Linked DNA regions of Homo sapiens: region 2 is linked to region 1. A link is a contact called in ENCODE Hi-C or POLR2A ChIA-PET data. All regions are on one chromosome and are shown on one strand. Each heading gives the region's core, a stretch centred on a gene start or an enhancer-like site at or near the end of the contact. The rest is flanking DNA. Distances are from core to core; before and after follow the strand shown.

What was found. Hi-C counts contacts between places; a loop is a spot of excess contacts on that map. ChIA-PET counts read pairs that join two places held with the same protein, here RNA polymerase II (POLR2A). Pooled maps may share reads with other maps.
Region 2: a loop to region 1 is called in a map of B cell, with 32 times the contacts of the local background. The contact joins the promoter of ARMH3 here to the promoter of NOLC1 in region 1. A Hi-C loop is called at or near these places in 12 of 168 maps with a recorded cell type or tissue (B cell, CD4-positive, alpha-beta T cell, CD4-positive, alpha-beta memory T cell and 6 more), 15 of 37 single-sample maps with no recorded cell type and 25 of 50 pooled maps. POLR2A ChIA-PET finds 5 or more read pairs at or near these places in 14 of 52 experiments (A673, B cell, CD4-positive, alpha-beta T cell and 10 more).

What each region holds. Positions count from the first base shown.
Region 1 is chr10:102,150,054-102,154,047 of GRCh38, forward strand. It overlaps NOLC1 (nucleolar and coiled-body phosphoprotein 1), which reads left to right and starts at 2,336. Exons shown (of 13, transcript NM_004741.5): 1 at 2,336-2,477. The coding sequence starts at 2,358. It overlaps PPRC1 (PPARG related coactivator 1), which reads left to right. Exons shown (of 14, transcript NM_015062.5): 14 at 1-280. RefSeq lists enhancers at 1,822-3,021, 1,927-2,226, 2,397-2,446.
Region 2 is chr10:102,054,461-102,058,211 of GRCh38, forward strand. It overlaps ARMH3 (armadillo like helical domain containing 3), which reads right to left and starts at 1,713. Exons shown (of 26, transcript NM_024541.3): 1 at 1,625-1,713. RefSeq lists a silencer at 1,413-1,802.

The DNA of each region.
Region 1 (3,994 bases), core at 1,086-3,585:
TTTTCTCCTTTGGAGGTGCCCAACCTCCTCCACCCCCTTCCCCTACTCTAGGGGAGAGAGCTGCTAGTGAGATGACTGTTTTATAAAGAAATGGAAAAAAGTGAAATAAAAAATATGTTGAATCAGATTTTTTAAAAGGGGTATTTGTTTTTTTATAACAGGTATTGAAACAAGTTAACTTGCATTCCTATGTAAGATAGGAGGGGCTGAGGGGATCCCCAGTGTTTGGAACATAAGTCACTATGCAGACTAATAAACATCAACTAGAGAGAACTCCCAACTGCTGTTGTGCGTCTTTATATGGTGCTAATGCCAAATGTATTCACTTTTCCTATCTGAACATGGTCCAGGGACATGCCTCTCCCTGGTCAGGTGCAAAAATCCCACTGGATTTGAACCTTGGTTCCTCAGATGTATTGTCTAAAATGAGTCATTTAGGACAGTGCTTCTCAACTTTAAAGGGAATTTGAATCATCTAGCGATCTTTTTAGAATGTAGATTCTGACAATGGGATGATGATACTGGTCCAGGAAGGGATTTTGATAACAAGGACCTAGAGAAGCTCACACTTGTTCCAAAGAAAGGTTTTCTAAACTGCGACAGGTGTATACATTCATCATGTCAGTTATGTTCATCATTTTATAATAGCTTGAGCACACTGCATGGCACAGCAGGTGCTCAAATGTTTTAAATAATGCATGCATGTGGGTAGAACAGGAAGCGTGGGGAAGAGGGAACTGTGGAGTTTTTTGTTTCTGTTTTTGAATTTTTTTGTTTTGTTTTGGAGATGGAGTCTTGTTCTGTCTCCCAGGCTGGAGTGCAGTGGCACGATTTTGGCTTACTGCAACCTCTGCCTCCCGGGTTCAAGTGATTCTCCTGCCTCAGCTTCCTGAGTAGCTGGGATTACAGGCACCCGCCACCATGCCTGGCTAATTTTTTTTGTATTTTTAGTAGAGACAGGGTTTCACCATGTTGGCCAGGGCTGTTCTTGAACTCCTGACCTCAGGTGATCCACCCACCTTAGCCTCCCAAAGTGCTGAGATTACAGGCATGAACCACCGTGCCCAGCTTTGTTTTTGATTTTTGAGATAGGATCTCACTCTGTGGCCCAGGCTGGATTGCAGTGGCAGGATCATAGCTCATTGCAGCTTTGACCTCCCTGGCTCAGTTGATCCTCCTGCCCCAGCCTCCCAAGTAGCTGGGACCACAGGTGCATGCCACTACACCTGGCTAATTTTAAAAATTTTTTGTAGAGATAGGGGGGTTTCACTGTGTTGTCCAGGCTGGCCTCTTAACTCCTGGGCTCAAGGGATCCTCCCACCTAGGCCTTCCAAAGTGTTGAGATAACAGTTGTGAGCCACTATGCCTGGCCAATTTTATATAGGAGAGGGGGGTGTGTTCCCATGAGGATCCTTATCTTTCCTGAGCGGCATTAGTGGGAGGTAGCCAAGGGGTAGTGGGTAGGATTGAAGGGATTGCTAACTGCTAATATCTGGAATGTGGCAGAACTTGGAATTAACTTGGTAGGTCTGAGCATTGATACTGGAGTTACTCATGACAAAGGCATTGATACTGGAGTTACTCATGACAAAGGCAGAGTGTGAACTCTGATCCCGGAGGAAGAAGGGTTATTTTCAACAATCTCTTCAGCTTGAATAGATTGTTGCTGTGTGTGATTCAGGTTTGGTGCATGACACCTTTCCTCTTCATGGAGCTGACCTAAGGCGGAATATAAGGGAGATGGGAGGGGCAGCTTGGGAAATCAACACCTCCCACCCTCACGACGGATAACCCGAAGGATCTTCTGCAGCAGAGGCAGGAGTCTGGAGGCTGGGATGGTATCAGAAAGGGCCTCCCTGGGTATTGGAGGCAGTGAAGATGAAGGGCGAGAATCCATTGGCCGTGCCAGTACGCCATGGGGGCGGTTGGGAGATCTTGTAGAACAACTGTTCGAGCCCGCTTGTCCACTCATTACTCTGGAATCCGAGTCCCAGCAGGGGCGCGGGAAACCGCTGCTCTGAGAAAAGGTACCTCCCCCAGAAAGACTGCGCGGGAAGTCCCGAGTTTTCCCGCCACGCCGAGGGCGTGATCCCTGACGTCAGAGCTCCGCCTCCACAAGCTGGCGGCCGGTGGGCTCCGCCCTTAACCAAGATGGCGATACGCGTGGGACCGGAAAGAGTTTATAGATTTCCCGTCTACCCTACCTCTGAGGTGAAGGTGGGACTGCCCTGTGGAGCCCACCCTTTCCGTTATGCGCCCGCGCGGCGCAATGACGTAACACAGGCCCGCCCACTGCCCCTGTTGGGTTCCTGAGTCGTGCTGCGTCGACAACGGTAGTGACGCGTATTGCCTGGAGGATGGCGGACGCCGGCATTCGCCGCGTGGTTCCCAGCGACCTGTATCCCCTCGTGCTCGGCTTCCTGCGCGATAACCAACTCTCAGAGGTGGCCAATAAGTTCGCCAAAGCGACAGGAGCTGTGAGTTCCGGGCTTGGGGCGGGGACCGGGCTGAGATGACCACAAGGCTTCAGGCCCTGACGTGCTTAGGTTTCCAGGTGGGGAAGTCTGGGGGTCCGCCAGTCCAGTGTCTGCAAGGCCTTTACGCCGACCCCTCGGCAGTGACCAGAGAAAGCCTGCGGCCTCGGTCGCTTACCTTCCTCCATGTCTGAGTAGATATCGCTGAGTCTTGTTGCTTTTTTCTTGTGACCTGTGCAGCGGCGGCAGCGTGGGAGCCTCGTGGCCCCAAGCCACATGGCTGGCAGAGTGCAGCGGGGAGGTAGAGTCTTGTTCCACTGAGGACGTTGGTTCTTCGGCATCTTCTGGGGGGCTTTTCGTTGGGTGAGGCAAACCGTGATTTGACCTTAGCCTCAGTCACATTTACTGGGATTCAAAAGCAAGTGAAATTTCTTTAGAATGAAGTCTGGGATTTTCGTTTGTAAAGAAGAAAATGAATGAAAGTAGAAGCAGAGTTTTGTTTTGAGTTACACTGAGAATTGAGAGTCATCAACAGCCCTACCAAGTAGGCATAGTAGTGGGCTTGGAGCTTTGGCTAATTGAATCAAACAAACCTAGGTTTGGGACCAGGCTCTGCCACTTTTTAGATACGTGACCCGGGCAGTTTATTTAACCTTTCTGAGTCTTTCTACAGGGATGTCATCATCCACTTTATAGGATTTTTGTGAGTTTCAGTAAGATGATGTGTAAGAGTAGCAATCTCAGTGCTGGTACAGAGGAATCTTGTAAAAGTGAAAGCTGTACCATAGTTATGGCAATTTAGGATGCTCCAAACACATGTAAGAGTAAGAGAACCAGGAATGTGAAAGGTTTGTAATCTACATCAACGGACATTCCTGCATGGGAAGACACTTTGAGAGAGGAGAGAGGGGGGGTCTTCAGCAGGGATGATAGCATGACTAGGAAGGATGGCTTGCACTTTTAGCAGAATCAGGCTGCGAAAGCAAAGAATCAGATCAGCCTCAAAACTTCCTTAAGCTGGGACAGGCTGCCATGTGATCTAACTGCTTTCTTAATGAAACTGTTTAGAGTTGACTGTTAAGGAGACTGCGGAGAGTGCTTTCACAGTGGACTGGATGGAATTGGACATTTCAGAATTAGGATTCTTTTTTTTTTTTTTTTTTTTTTGAGACGGAGTCTCTGTTGCCCAGGCTGGAGTGCAATGGTGCGATCTCGGCTCATTGTAACCTCCGCCTCCCAAGTTCAAGTGATTATCCTGCCTCAGCCTCCCCAGTAGCTGGGATTACAGGCGCGTACCACCACGCCCGGCTAATTTTTGTATTTTTAGTAGAGATGAGGTTTCACCATGTTGGCCAGGCTGGTCTTGAACTCCTGACCTCAAGAAATCCACTTGCCTCAGCCTCTCAAAGTGCTGGGATTACAGGCGCGAGCCACCGTGCCCGGCCTCAGGATTAGGATTCTGAAATGGTTTTATGTGAGAAAAGCTAATCTTTGTGAAGAGCTAACTAAGGGTCAGATGC
Region 2 (3,751 bases), core at 463-2,962, 96 kb before region 1:
TCTAGTCACTGAAATGGGTATTCCCCCTTTACAGTCGTAACAAGAGGGATCCCTCTTTCCCTTGACTGTGATCTGATATCCTGAAAGTCTTCACACAGAAGCTATTGTGCACACAAATCCAACTTAAGGTACACCCAAAATAATTCCAATCCTGCTAAGTTACGGGCAGGGACACAAATCATATTTACCCTAGTTTACAAAGCAACTAAAGGATAGCAAAGAAAAAGCTCTCACTAAGCTCAAAACTTTTTCTGGCCGGGCGCAGTGGCTCACACCTGTAATCCGAACACTTTGGGAGATCGAGGTGGGTGAATCATCTGAGGTCAGAAGTTTGAGACCAGCCTGGCCAACATGGCGAAACCCTGTCTCTACTAAAAATACAAAAATTAGCCGGGCGTGGTAGCTCACGTCTGTAATCCCAGCTGCTTGGGGGGCTGACGGGGAAGAATCGCTCGAACCTGGAAGGCGGAGGTTGCAGTGAGCCGAGATCACGCCATTGCACTCCAGCCTGGGCAACGAGAGCGAAACTCCGTCTCAAAAAAACAAAAAACAAAACAAACAAACAAACAAAAAAAAAAAGGCCGGGCGCGGTGGCTCACGCCTTTAATCACAGCACTTTGGGAGGCCGAGGCGGGCGGATCACCTGAGGTTGGGAGTTCGAGACCAGCCTGACCAACATGGAGAAATCCCGTCTCTATCAAAAATATAAAATTAGCTGGGCGTGGTAGCGCAAGGCTGAGGCAGGAGAATCGCTTGAACCCCGGAGGCAGAGGTTGTGGTAAGCCGAGATCGGGCAACTGCACTCCAGACTGGGCGACAACAGCGAAACTCCATCTCAAAATAAATAAATAAATAAATAAATAAATAAAATAAAATAAAAAACTTTCTGGAGAGGAAGAACTGCGGAGGGTCGGATGATCCAGTGACATACATTTGGGTATGGCCCAAGTTTCTGCTTCCCCATTCGCCAGGGGCAGCACGCCTCAGCTTCTCCTTCTCCAGGGGACCAGGTTTCTCTCTACTTTTTCCTTCCCTATACCCTCCTGGGAACAGGTTCCTTTCCTGGGCTCTCGCCGAGTAACCCAAAGAAAACACAGTAGCTTCACTGATTCCGTGTGAAGAGTGGGTTAAAGCCTGTCAGAGCCTGGAGAGGGACAGGACTGGAGCCCTTCCGGGACACCTGAAGACTTCGCACAAACCCGCTTTCCTCTATCCCTGAGATTCTCAGAGGTGCCTTGCCCTACGCCCGCACCCCAGGACCAAGAACAGCAGGAGAGGAAGCTCTCGGGGCAGCTGGCGGGGTCAAAGGTCAGCACCTCGGAAGCCAGAAGGCCCCGCAGGGATGCGGGAGAGGGACGTGACCGGGACCGTGTGGTCCGAGGGACCGGCCGCTGGAAGAGCGAAGCCGTTTCTCTCTAGGCTCGGCCGCCCCCAGGCCCAGCCCTCCCCGGCATACGCAGCTTCAGCAGCCGTCCTCCCTCCCTCTCCCCTCGCGTCCTCGTCGTCCCCGCGGCCAGCGCAGGCCCCGCCCCCAGAACCGCCTCGGGGCCAAGGCCTAGTATGGCAGGACCCGCAGGGTTGGTCAGGTTCGAGGACCGGGCCGGGCCTGGCCGCCGCCGCTTACCGAGCCCGCGGCTCCTCCTCTACCACCCGCGCCGTTCCCGGGCCCGCTCGCTCTCGACGCCACCGACGCTGCCGCTGCTCCGGGCTCACGGGCGCGCTCCCGACCTCCCCGACCCTTCCCGTGTCCCCGCGCCCCGCCGGGTCCTAAAGCCCGGCGCGCAATGGGTTAGTCCACGCCCGCTTCCTGAGACCGGCTCAGACCACGATTCCCAGCAAGCATCGCAAAGACTACAACTCCCGAAAGGCATCGCGAGAAATAAATTCGCAGTGGACTTGTCTATTGAGGGCCTACTGGGTCGCAATAGCAGTTTTCCGAAACATGGCCGACTCTTTGACCTCAGCAATTTTACTTCTAGGAATACATGTATCCTCTAGAAATACTGGCGAAGTTTGGAAAGATATATTTTCCAAATGTGTATTACAACTTTGTACGTGAAAGATTGAAAACAAACTCATTCTTTCAACAAATACGTGTGTGCCTGATAAGTGCAAAGTAGCGTGTAAAGCTCTATTAACTTGGCCAGAAATCTATTTTCTTTTCTTTTCCTTTTTTTTTTTTTTGAGACAGGATCTTGCCCTTGCCCAGGCTGGAGTGCCGCAGTGGCACAATTACAGCTCAGTGCAGCCTCCACCTCCTAGGCTCAAGCAGTCCTCCTGCCTCTGCCTCTGGTAGCTGGGATTACAGGCACGTGCCACCACTCCCTGCCTCTGAGTCTTTGTTTTCTTTTTTTTTTTTTTTTTCGAGATGGTGTCTCACTCTATTGCCCAGGCTGGAGTGCAGTGGTGCGATCTCGGCTCACTGCAACCTCTGCCTCCCGGGTTCAAGAGAGTCTCCTGCCTCAGCCTCCCCAGTAGCTGGGATTACAGGAGTGTACCACCACGCCCGGCTAATTTTTGTATTTTTTAGTAGAGACAAGGTTTCACCATGTTGCCAGGCTGGTCTCAAGCTCCTGGCCTCAGGTGATCCACCCGCCTCTGCCTCCCAAAATGCTGGGATTACAGGCGTGAGCCACCGCACCCAGCCTGAGTCTCTGTTTTTTTATACACAAATGGAAGGTTTAAAAAGATGTGCTATAACAGCAAGAATACTATTAAAAAGAAAAAACAAGTAAAAAAAATAAAATAAGCCAGGCGCGGTGGCTCACACCTGTAATCCCAACACTTTGGAAGGCAAAGGCGGGTGGATCACCTGAGGTCAGGAGTTCGAGACCAGCCTGGCCAACATGGTGAAACCCCATCTCTACTAAAAATACAAAAAATGGCCGGGCGTGTTGGCAGTCCTCTGTAATCCCAGCTACTCGGGAGGCTGAGGCAGGAGAATCGCTTGAACCTGGGAGGCGAAGGTTGCAGTGAGCCAAGATCGCGCCATCGCACTCCAACCTGGGCGACAGAGCGAGACTCCGTCTCAAAACAAAAAAGAAGTGGAGAAGAGTTCTGTGGGCGGCAAGCCACCCAGGTGCCGAGTCAAGAGACCGAAGACACAAGCTGTTCCAGTATAATAAAGAAAATAATTAAAATAAGAATAGCTATATTAGAAATAGAATATAGATGTGATTATATATGAATATTAGTAATCATTAGTTTGTAGCATTACTTTTATTAATAACTTATATTTTACAATTATAATTTAGGAAAACCAGGCCATACAGAGTTAGGAGCTGAAGGGACACGGTGAGAAGTGACCAGAAGGCAAGAGTGTGAGCCCTCTGTCACGCCCAGACAGGGCCACTAGAGGACTCCTTGGTCTAGCGGTAATGCCAGTGCCTAAGAAGGCACCCGTTACTTAGCAGACCTTGGACTAGCCATAGCGCCAGTGCCTGGGAAGGCACCTGTTACTTAGCAGACGGGCCTTTCCCTGAGGAAGTTAGAGAACACTCTGCTTCACCACCTCTTGTTGGAAGCCTGACATCAGCCAGGCCTACCCGCAGCCAACCGGAGGCTTAAACCTCTCCGAGATGCTGTGCTTCAGCGGTCACGCTCCTGGTTCACTTTCCTGTTCCGCTCTGTACCTAGATAGCAGTAGCAGAACTAGTAAAAGTATTAAAGTCTTTGATCTTTCTGAGAAATGCACAGAAGAAATAATGACGTAAGCTGTCCCCTCTCTCTCTGCTTCGGCTACCAAATAGGG